Linked DNA regions of Homo sapiens: regions 1 and 3 are each linked to region 2. A link is a contact called in ENCODE Hi-C or POLR2A ChIA-PET data. All regions are on one chromosome and are shown on one strand. The core of a region is the stretch at or near the end of the contact, and the rest is flanking DNA. Distances in the headings are between cores, read along the strand shown. Region 1 holds the start of GALNT6 (polypeptide N-acetylgalactosaminyltransferase 6). Region 2 holds the start of TARBP2 (TARBP2 subunit of RISC loading complex). Region 3 holds the start of DAZAP2 (DAZ associated protein 2).

What was found. Hi-C counts contacts between places; a loop is a spot of excess contacts on that map. ChIA-PET counts read pairs that join two places held with the same protein, here RNA polymerase II (POLR2A). Pooled maps may share reads with other maps.
Region 1: a map of naive thymus-derived CD4-positive, alpha-beta T cell shows a loop between it and region 2 (18-fold over the local background). The contact joins the promoter of GALNT6 here to the promoter of TARBP2 in region 2. A Hi-C loop is called at or near these places in 1 of 168 maps with a recorded cell type or tissue (naive thymus-derived CD4-positive, alpha-beta T cell) and 3 of 50 pooled maps. POLR2A ChIA-PET finds 5 or more read pairs at or near these places in 1 of 52 experiments (BJ).
Region 3: a loop to region 2 is called in a pooled map, with 4 times the contacts of the local background. The contact joins the promoter of DAZAP2 here to the promoter of TARBP2 in region 2. A Hi-C loop is called at or near these places in 2 of 50 pooled maps. POLR2A ChIA-PET finds 5 or more read pairs at or near these places in 2 of 52 experiments (CD4-positive, alpha-beta T cell and activated CD8-positive, alpha-beta memory T cell).

Annotation. Positions count from the first base shown.
Region 1 is chr12:51,390,139-51,393,879 of GRCh38, forward strand. GALNT6 (polypeptide N-acetylgalactosaminyltransferase 6) reads right to left here and starts at 1,268. Exons shown (of 12, transcript NM_007210.4): 1 at 1,149-1,268; 2 at 712-799. It also overlaps a transcript of SLC4A8 not described here. RefSeq lists enhancers at 445-1,030, 1,031-1,615, 3,659-3,741 and a silencer at 1,301-1,840.
Region 2 is chr12:53,499,896-53,503,323 of GRCh38, forward strand. It overlaps TARBP2 (TARBP2 subunit of RISC loading complex), which reads left to right and starts at 1,388. Exons shown (of 9, transcript NM_134323.2): 1 at 1,388-1,566; 2 at 2,120-2,289; 3 at 3,132-3,234. The coding sequence starts at 1,514. It also overlaps a transcript of MAP3K12 not described here. RefSeq lists an enhancer at 1,023-1,322.
Region 3 is chr12:51,237,438-51,240,791 of GRCh38, forward strand. DAZAP2 (DAZ associated protein 2) reads left to right here and starts at 1,389. Exons shown (of 4, transcript NM_014764.4): 1 at 1,389-1,483; 2 at 2,906-3,024. The coding sequence starts at 1,471. RefSeq lists enhancers at 439-1,076, 1,168-1,462, 1,386-1,635, 2,352-2,988 and a silencer at 1,186-1,295.

The sequences.
Region 1 (3,741 bases), core at 18-2,517, 2.1 Mb before region 2:
TCTTTCTTTCTTTCTTTCTTTTTTTTTTTTTTTTTTTTTTTGAGACAGAGTTTTGCTCTTATTGCCCAGGCTGGAATGCAATGGTGCGATCTCAGCTCACTGCAACCTCTGCTTCCCAGGTTCAAACAATTCTCCTGCCTCAGCCTCCCAAGTAGCTGGAATTACAGGCGCCTGCCACCATGCCCGGCTAACTTTTTGTATTTTTTGTGGAGATGGGGTTTTGCCATGTTGGCCAGGCTGGTCTCGAACTCCTGATCTCAGGTGATGCACCAGCCTCAGCCTCCCAAAGTGCTGGGATTACAGGCATGAGCCACCACATGTGGCCGGAACCAAAGCATATTTCAAACCCCTCACCTGACCTGGTTTTCATCATCACATGAATTTCCCTGTCTCATCCTTCTTAACCTTTCCTTTGATGGGAAGGGAGACAGCTCATCTGTCTGGAGCGGAGAATAGGGCCTGTGTGGTGCACACACATCTCTGGTAGAAGGCGCAAAAGTCCTCGAGGCTCTTTGGTGTGTCCAGAACTATGAACCTCACCCAGTGCCTGTAAATTGTGTGTGTGGGCCTGGGGGCGAGCTCAGAGCACAGAGTTAACATCCTTTCTGAGAGTGCTGCAATGGGTTGTCGGCTGCTAGAAGGGGTCTGCTGTAAGCTTTGTGGGCAAACTGACCACCCTCCACCCCCATACACAGAAGAGCCCCATCCTACCCTCTGCAGACGTCTGGGTCTGCGATGATTGGCCCTGGATGCAAGTAAAAGCTGTTTCTCCTTTTTGTCAGCCTGGGAATCTGAACAACTGAGGAAATAGGGAAGTCGGTGACAGTCACAGTCATGAACACCCAGCAGATTCCATTTCCCCACAGCAGGAGGCAGATCCCTTCCCACCCCCAAAAGCCCCCAGGCTCTGGAGGGAATTCAACCAAGCAGGGCTCAGACCGACCTCCACCAGCGAGGCTTCTCCTTGCTGTCCCCTTCTGCTCAGGCGCAACGTGGCAGGGCAGGAGGAAACCTCTCTGCAAGAGTTGCCGTACCAGAGCACATGGGGTGGCCCGATCTGGGGAGACGGGGCACAGAAGGAATGCAGGGCATGGGTGGGTGAGGGGAAGAGGGTGTGGAGCCCTGGCTCTGGCTTGTCCCCCTCTCACCCCTCCAAGTTCCAGAGGTCTGGGCTCCTCATTCATCTCGTAAGCGCCAAGGTGGAGGGGGGTCCTACCGAGGGAGGAGCTACAGGCCACCGCGACCAGCAGAGAGCGAAGGCAGGAGGGACCAGCCTGGCCCAGCCCCTTCATTTTACTGTCGGGGGTAGTGAGGAGGAAGAGGAAGAGGCGAAGGCTGGCGGAGGAGGAGGTGAGAGCGAGGACTCGGCAGAAGCGAGATCCGCCGAAGGGAAGTCCGAGCAGTCGGGGAGCTCAGGGGGGCCCTCCCGGGGAGAGGGTCGCGGGCTCCTTCTGCCGCTTACCTGTCGCGCCGAGGCAAAGCCGCAGCCGCGCCGCGGGGTGGCTCCCGGGTTTCCCCACCGGACGGCCGGGAGGGTGGGACCGGGGCGGGACCTCCCCCAGCTGCACTAACGCGCCCGCCCCGCCCCTCCCTGGCCAGGTGCAGCGGGTCCCGCCGTGTCCTCAGCCTGCTGCGGGCCCGGGAACTCCCGGCGGACCGGCAGAGGGGCGCCCCGGCTTCTCTGCGTCTCAGCCCGCCCCGGGGGTGCGGTCTTTGCGGCCAGGCTTTCAGCGCGGAAAAAGATTGGAGGGTCCTAGTCACCCCAAAGAGGACAGGCATTAGCAGAGCCGCGGGCGGCGGGTGCATGGAACCGGAATGTGCTGCGCGCCAGCCTGGAGCGCTCGGAGCCCGGAGGCCTGCCCCGGAGGGGGAAACGCGGCGGGGCGGCCATGGGCCCCGGGGTCCTGCCCCAGGTTTGCTTCTCATTTGTGCTCCATCCAACAAGAGCTCGTATTCCGTGTGCCATGAACTGTGTCAAGGGCTCCAAGTGCCAGGTATCAGGTGAATCCCAGCCCCAGCAAACTTTAAACCTACTATGATTATTCCGAATGTACCGGGGAGGCAGCTGCTCACACAGCAGAGGGTGTTTCTCAAAGTGGGATCCCCCACCAGCAGCGCCAGTCAGAATCACCTGAGAACTTATTAGAAATTTTGGCCGGGCGCGGTGGTTCATGCCTGTAATCCCAGTACTTTGGGAGGCCGAGGCGGGCGGATCACAAGGTTAGGAATTCGAGACCAGCCTGGCCAACATGGTGAAACCCCGTCTCTACTAAAAATACAAGAAATTAGCTGGGCGTAGTGGCGGGCGTCTGTAATCCCAGCTACTCGGGAGGCTGAGGCCGGAGAATCGCTTGAACTCGGGAGGGGGAGGTTGCAGTGAGCCGAGATCACGCCACTGCACTCCAGCCTGGCGACAGAGCGAGATTCCGTATCAAAAAAAAAAAAAAAGAAAAAAAGAAAAGAAAAGAAAAGAAATGGGCCCCACCGCAGACCTAAATATTCCGAAACTCGGGTTGGGCCCGGCGACTTGTGTTTTAAAAGCCCTCCGGGTGATTTTGTGCATGCTCGACCTTGAGAACCCTGAACAATTAGTGGCAGGGCTGGAATGAGAATCCTGGTAAACCCGCCTCCTAAGCCGGTGTTCGGAATTACCCCGCCAGGGCCCGTGCTGCTCAGTGGTCCTCTCCGGCGCTGCCTCGTGTGCTGCAATCTTTTGGGGCCTTAGCAACAGAGAAGGAGCGCGCATGACTCCAAATAGCCAATAATTTGAAAACTTTCTATGGTAGAAACTTCTACCACTAGTTCAGTTTCTCTTTTGTTTTGATATTTAAATAAATTTGTCTTTCTTTCTTTCTGTTTTCTTCCTCTTTCTGCTGCCCCGCCTCCCTCCTTTTTTCTTTTTTCTTTCTTTCTTACTCTCTCTGTCTCTCCTTTCTCTCTCTCTCTTTCCTTCTTTCTCTTTCTTTCCTTCTTTTTCTCTTTCTTTCTCTCTTTCTTTTCTTTTCTTGCTCTACTGCCCAGGCTGGAGTGCAGTGGAGCTATCACGGCTCACTGCAGCCTTGACCTCCGGGTCTCAAGCTGTTCTCCTGCTTCAGCCTCCACAGATGCATGCCACCATGCCCAGCTAACTTTTTTTTGTAGAGAGGGAGTTTCGCCATGTTGCCCAGGTTGGTTTCAAACTCCTGGGCTCAAGCCATCCTGTTGCCTCGGCCTCGCAAAGTGATGGGATTAGAGGCATGAGCCACCGAGTCCAGCCATGAATTTGTATTTCTAAGACCCTAAGACCTGGGAGCAGGAGCATGAGTGAGTAGATCCTAGCAAGAAGTTCTGACACGCACTGGGAAAGGCAGGGAAGCCAGCCGGGTGTTAACAGGTGAATGAAGAAAGTAATCTTTTTTTCTAACCTGAGACTCCAAGGTAGGTTTGATCTATTCAGAAGGTGAGATGTTCTTTGATGGAGTCAGGAGAGAAGGCCAGCAGAGTGTGGAGAAGAAGAGTTGCCCAGCTACACATGATCAGAGTGACGTGAAGGATGGACATTCTCCCAGGAGTAGAAAGGGGTTCATCTGCTCACTCTTGGCATGATGCCCGACTCCCCTAACTCTAAGCAGCCTTCCACCAACTCCCTTCCTTTCACATTCCAGGCCGTGGGCTTTAAGCTCCTAGAGAGACTTTCTACAGAGCTTCCTTGAGCATCCCTTAGCCCATCTGTAGACCCTCTGGACTCTGATTCCACCTCAC
Region 2 (3,428 bases), core at 138-2,637:
GACTCCTTTCTACATCGGAGAGAGCAGCCCCTCAGTTGGGATCCCTAGCGCTCTGGCATTGCTCCCCCTATCATACCGATCTTGCCAGCTCTCCTTCCCTTGATTGTCACCACTCACTCCAATTTCACCCACTTGGAATTCACTCGGCTCTAGGCCCCATCCTCCTCCAGTGTTCCTGGATGACCCCTCATTATCATTTCAAGATTCCTCTGGACCTCCAACCCCGGCTCAGAGTAAGACATCTTTCTTGACCCCTTCTCAGAACACTCATTAGAACCTTTTTTTTTTTTAATGTGGTCTCTCCCTTTCTCTCTCCAAGGTCACAAGATTTCCCTCAGCCCAGTGGTTGTGCAACTTTGGGGGAGGAGGCAATGGGGCTCTAGGACTAAACAATGCGCGTCTGCTCAACACCCAGATCAGTTGATTAATCTTAGGCGGCCAAAATTCACTTTTGCTCTCTTCAGCTGAGAGACCCAAGACTCATGGAAGAGGGAACAAGACCACCAAGGTGCCTAGTCCTTCTAATCCTGTCGTCCCACATTACAGCCTGATTATCAGGCCCCAGAGGTTTCCTCGCCAGTTAAAGAGAGGTTCACTAGAGCGGTTCTAAAAAGGTTTCACAAAAGAAGCAACACCTGAAGGGAGGTGAAGGACGACCTAGGAAAAGGAAGCAAGTTCTGTGTCACGGAGGCCCAAGGGCAAGGGGCTTAGGCTGTGGGTTGAGGGGACTGTCTGAGACGGACTTAAACCTGCACCAGCTCCAGAGCCCTGCGGAAACAGAGATCGGTCCCCTCCGGCGTCTAGGTAAGGCCCACCCTCCCAGACCGCAAAGAGCCAGGATCCGACGGCAGCCTCTCCGGACCAATCACAACCTTCCTTCATCAAGGAGGCGGGGTCGGGGGGGGCTGACTTTTCCTTGTCTCCGCCCCTTTAGTCGAAGTAACCAATCTCAGTGCACCTAGGGGAAGTAATCGCAATGGGAGTAACCAATGACGCCATGAAGCTTCTCGTGCGTGCTTGACCCTGCCTCTCCAGCTGCGACACAGATGGCGCGCGGGCTCTTGGGTTCTGTAGTTTTCTCGCGATCCAAAAGGCTCCGTGCCCAAGTGAGTCCTTACCGCCTCCCTACCCAGCGGCTTCCCCTCCGCTAGTACGCATGTCCACAGCTTCACGGACCGGGAGAGAGGGGGCGCGGAAGGAAGGAGGCGGGACGGTATTACAAACAAAAAAATACGGCCTTCTCGAGAAGCGACGGCGGAGGGCCCGCTCCTCCCAGAAGGCGGTGCAGCCTGCCCGGGCGAGCCACGCACGCAGAGGGTTGTGGGGCGGATAGCTCCCCTCCAGATGGAGGCTCACGAAGTAGGGTGGGCGGGGGACTCCATATCCCAGCGTGCCCCGCGGCGGGCCCTACCGGCCGCGACTCCGGGCTTGGCCCCGGCCCTAGCTCGTCGGCTGTGTATTGGGGCGCGTGGAGGCTGCAGTCACGGTGGCGCCCGCGGGGACGGAGGAGGGAATGAGTGAAGAGGAGCAAGGCTCCGGCACTACCACGGGCTGCGGGCTGCCTAGGTGAGCCGTCTCGTACCGATTCCTTCAGGGCGAAAAGCGTGGGGCCGTGCGGAGGGAGTAGCGGCGCGGCCCCAGCATGCACCTGGCCTGAGGGTTGTTCCCGGCAAGCACTGGGGCAGTGGGCAGTGGTTCCCGGCGTGCACCGGGGCAGTGGCTGCTGCCTCCAGCTCTAAATAGTTTGGGGTTGGCCCGGTTCCCAGACTGCACTGGAACACTGGGCTTTATGCCCCCACATTCAGTGCATTTGGTGGGTACTGGGTTCCTGGCTTGCACTGTGTCAGGGGGTATGCACTTTCAACCTGCATTGGGGCACAGGATCGTGCCCACCTTAACTGAGGCAGGAGCAATGCATTCTTCCCCCCTTGCTTTGGGGTAGTGGGCCCTACTTTTCCAGCCTGCACCTCCACTTGGAACCCAGCCAATGGATGCTAGACTGTCTGGGGTTCCTTGGACCCTATGTCCCCCATAATGTGCCTAGGTCTGGTATGGAAGTGCTTGGCTAGGTGGGTGCAGAGAGGGGAGGTGTGATGTGGGTCTGTGCCCCTTCCCCCAGTATAGAGCAAATGCTGGCCGCCAACCCAGGCAAGACCCCGATCAGCCTTCTGCAGGAGTATGGGACCAGAATAGGGAAGACGCCTGTGTACGACCTTCTCAAAGCCGAGGGCCAAGCCCACCAGCCTAATTTCACCTTCCGGGTCACCGTTGGCGACACCAGCTGCACTGGTGAGGAAGGCTTGGGCAGCCTGGCTGGGGTGTGCATTTGCAGGTCCCCATGGCTTTGTTTCTTGGAGTCTCTCTCTTCACAGTCCTTTTCTCCAAGGCCAGTGAGGGAAGGAGAGATTTCAGGGGAAAAGCTACTGACTGGATTGGGAGAACAGGGCTGTAAGAAGGTGGGTAGGACGTGGGAGAGTTAGAGGAGCGAGCAGGACTCCCACAGTGATCTGGCAGATCCCCATCACCCTAGAGGAAAAGTAAGAGAAGATAACTGAAATCCCAGTGGAGTATTTGGGGGAGTGAGTGCCTGGCGTGCTGGGCTCTGTTCCCGGTGCTTAACCAAATTCCCGTTTAATTTTAAACCTCAGTCTAACCAATGATTGTAGGTGGTAGTATCCGCCCCCCCGACTCCTCCCCCCGCCCGCCCATGTTGAATATGAGGAAACTGAGTGTTTGAGATAGTAAATGGCTGGTGCATGGTCACATGCCTAGTATGTGGCAGAGTGGGGCTTTTACTCCAGAGCCTACCCTCTCTTATTCCAGCTCTCTGTATTTATTGAGGGAAAAGAAAGTGCTTTGCAAAGGAAATTAAAGCATTTGCGCTCAGAAGTCCACCCAAGGCGTTTGAGCTCAGAAGTCCTGCTTGGCATGGCTTAATTCTGGAAGCTAACGGAAAGATAAGGGCTCTTCCTTCCAGCAATTAGTGAAACACTTCCAGTCTTCAGCAGGGGGAGGTTGGTCAGAAGGGGCTTGATTGATTCCCTCTGGCTACGAGGAGAGAGGCTGTGGGATGCTGGTTTCTTTCCCGTCCTTTCAGTGACCTCCAGTATTGCCCATGCCCCCTCTCTCAGGTCAGGGCCCCAGCAAGAAGGCAGCCAAGCACAAGGCAGCTGAGGTGGCCCTCAAACACCTCAAAGGGGGGAGCATGCTGGAGCCGGCCCTGGAGGACAGCAGGTGAGGGAGGAACCGAGGCATCCCAGAAGCCCTTCAAGGAACCCAGGCCCTGCACCACCCACTCTGCCCCGAGGCCTGGCCAGGTGACACTTAGCCACCCTGACCTGGCCTCTTCCTGAGAGTCCCTCTGGACCTGAACAGGGTTTTCCAGGGCTTCTGCTGCTATGAAGAATTCTTGGGGTGGAGGGGTTGGT
Region 3 (3,354 bases), core at 139-2,638, 2.3 Mb before region 2:
TGTCTCAAAAATAAATAAATAAATAAATAAATAAATAAATAAATAAATAAATAAATAAAAATAAGGCTCGGCGCAGTGGCTTATGCCTGTAATCCCAGAACCTTGGGAGGCCGAGGCAGGTGGATCACCTGAGGTCAGGAGTTCGAGACCAGCCTGGCCAACATGGTGAAACCCCGTCTCTACTAAAAAATACAAAATTTGCCGGTCGTGGTGGCGGGCACCTGTAATCCCAGCTATTCGGGAGGCTGAGGCAGGAGAATTGCTTGAACCCAGGAGGCGGAGGTTGCAGTGAACCGAGATCATGCCACTGCACTCCAGCCTGGGCGACAGAGCAAGACTCCATCTCAAAAAAAAAAAAAAAAAAAAAAAGAAAAGAAAAAATTAAAACTTTTTTTAGAAAGAAAGAAAACCAGCCTGGCCAACATAGTGAAACCCCGTCTCTACTAAAAATACAAAAATTAGCCAGGAATGGTGGCGCACGCCTGTAGGCCCAGCTACTCAGGAAGCTGAGGCAGGAGAATTGCCTGAACCCGGGAGGTGGAGGCTGTGGTGAGATCGCCCCACTGCACTCTAGCCTGGGCAAGCGAGCAAGACTCCGTCTCAAAAAAAAAAGAAAAAGAAAAGAAAACACTTAATCGCTGCCCTAAAGGATGCCATCTTTGCCCTTAAGGATAATTAGGTTAGAAAGAGAAGCCATACATAGAGAAAAATAGAGGTACCATACAGGTCACCTGCAACAGGTGCTAAAAAAAGGAAAGGGCCACAAACACTCCATGGGTAGTGCAGTTATGTCAGTTTCAGTGCCAGGTGTTGCGTACAGCACGGAAAACATAACCCCTTCCTGTACGTGAGAAAGGCAACGACTGTCCTGGGGAAGACAGGGCAGCGAAGATTCCAGTGCAGGTCTCATTCAGGAAAGGATACATGTGAGCTGGAGTGGCAAAATAAATTTTAACAGAGCTGAAGCTTAAGTTGGGCTTGGTGGGGAGGGACGCATGATAAACTAAGGTGTGGGGAGCCGATTTCAGGCAGTGCGACAAATTTGCAGAAATCTAAGCCCCTCGTGGAAGGTTGCCAAGGTGAGGTGACCTTGAGTGAATGCGTGTAGGTGGAAAAAGGTTCCGGGGAATGCTTGCATCGTTCTGCATCCGAGCGTCCAACAGAGAAAAGATCCTGTTTCCAGACAATACCTGCATTTGGTTTTTCTCCAGCTGAGGGACACCGGTAGGGGGGGGGAGGACAGAAACGAGCAGGGGGTGGGGCCAAGGCGAGTGGGCGGGACCGCGCGGACCCTCCCGCGGCCGACTGGAGGCCCGGAGCAGGGGCGGAGTTTCCGGCGGCAGCGCCACTCGGGCGTCGGGTGACGCTAGGCGGACGGACCATCATGTGACACGGAAGTAGCTCCGAACAGGAAGAGGACGAAAAAAATAACCGTCCGCGACGCCGAGACAAACCGGACCCGCAACCACCATGAACAGCAAAGGCAAGGACCGAGGGTGGCAGAGGCCGTCGGGGGGAGTACTGCTGGCCCAGAGCGAGCGGATTCGGAGCCCAGGGTCACCAAACGCCAGGTTTGGGGTGGGCTGCGCCATGCTCCTTGGCCGGCTGCAGTCCAGGGCGCTGCGCCTGACGCCTTCGTCATACCCAAATTACGGCAGCTTGCTGCCTCCAGGCCCTTTCCTCCGTAAACTCTGTGGCGCAGTTTGGAGCTGCGGGCTCGGGTGGTGGGGGGGCTTGACATGATGGGCATCCGCAGGAGCAAATAGAGCGCTAGCGCAGGCATTCGCGTAGGCCAATGGAGAGCCGGCGGAGGCGGGGCGCCGCGCTCCGGAACCCCCAGCGGGGCCGAACTTAACTACTGAATTGCTGGAGTTGGTTCGTGGGCCGGGGCCTGTGAGGTCTCTTTTCCTTCCCTTCGCACCCCCTCGCCCTTCGCTGACGGGATCAGAACTTCTCCCCTTTTCTGTGGTTGTACCAGTGTGTCTGTCGGAACATGATTCCCATAACGCAGGAATAGGTTGAGGGGGTAAAAAAGGAATAGAAAAAAAAAAAAAAAAAAGGCCGAGCGAGGTTGCTCACGCCTGTAATCCCAGCAGTTTGGGAGGTCGAGGCGGGCGGATCACCTGAGGTCAAGAGTTCGAGACCAGCCTGGCCAACGTGGTGAAACCCCGTCTCTATTAAAAAATACAAAAATCAGCTGGGCGTGGTGGCGGGCGCCTGTAATCCCAGCTACTCGGGAGGCTGGGGTAGGAGAATTGCTTGAACCCAGGAGACGGAGGTTGCAGTGAGCCGAGATCGCGCCACTGCACTCCAGCCTGGGCAAAAGAGCGAGACTCCGTCTCAGAACAAACAAAAAACCAAACCTGATCCCCCGCTTTTCCAGTGAGGATATTCCTCCTCACCCCTCAGCCCTGCACCCTTTTCCCAGTCTCACGGTTCACTTCCATCATTCACACCCTTTGTTTGGAAGTCGACCTTGAATAGTAATCTGTAAGGAAAATCAGAACTGCTGTTACCCACGAAGTCTGGGCTGGTTGTAGACAGGCTGTGGAGACTACCTAGAGCAGAGGCACCCTTGATAAGCCAGAACAGCAGCAGGCCAGAACCCCAGACCTGTCCTGCATTCCGGAGGGAACTTGGGCCCAGGTAGACTTAACCCCTTACTTCGGTATGTTAGTAGGAGCAGTGAGCAGTGCCTTTCTTGTCTCGTTAGAATCCAGCACCTTCCATTTTAAGGGTGCAAAGACAATGCATATTTTCTTAGTTCCAGGAATCAGGCCCTCTGGGGCAGACTATTTGCAAATCCCCTTCTGCTTGCTCCCACTAAGTTAGCTACCCGATATGACCTGCCTCATTTTGGTAGCTCTGTGTAGTAGGCAACCTTCATTTTTTTCTTGTCTTTCAGGTCAATATCCAACACAGCCAACCTACCCTGTGCAGCCTCCTGGGAATCCAGTATACCCTCAGACCTTGCATCTTCCTCAGGCTCCACCCTATACCGATGCTCCACCTGCCTACTCAGAGGTGCTTCCAGTTTGCCAGATTTGAACTAGCTGGGAATACTCTTAGGGTGGTCCTTTAGTCCTTAGCTAAATCTGACTTCACATATTTACTCTTCACAAATGCTAACATGAATAATCTAAAACACTATATAATTTGGCAATTTTTGTCGGAGTTGAAAGTGCATTATTTGATGATTTTGTGTTATTTGGCACAGGCTAAGGTGCAGAAGATGAATTTGCGTTCTGTGAGCCCAACATTAGCTATAGCAGAAAGTGATCCAGGAGAATATTGAAGGCCAGTGGAAAGGCAACTTGTATAATCTTACAAAAAGTATAACCTGCATAAGGAGAA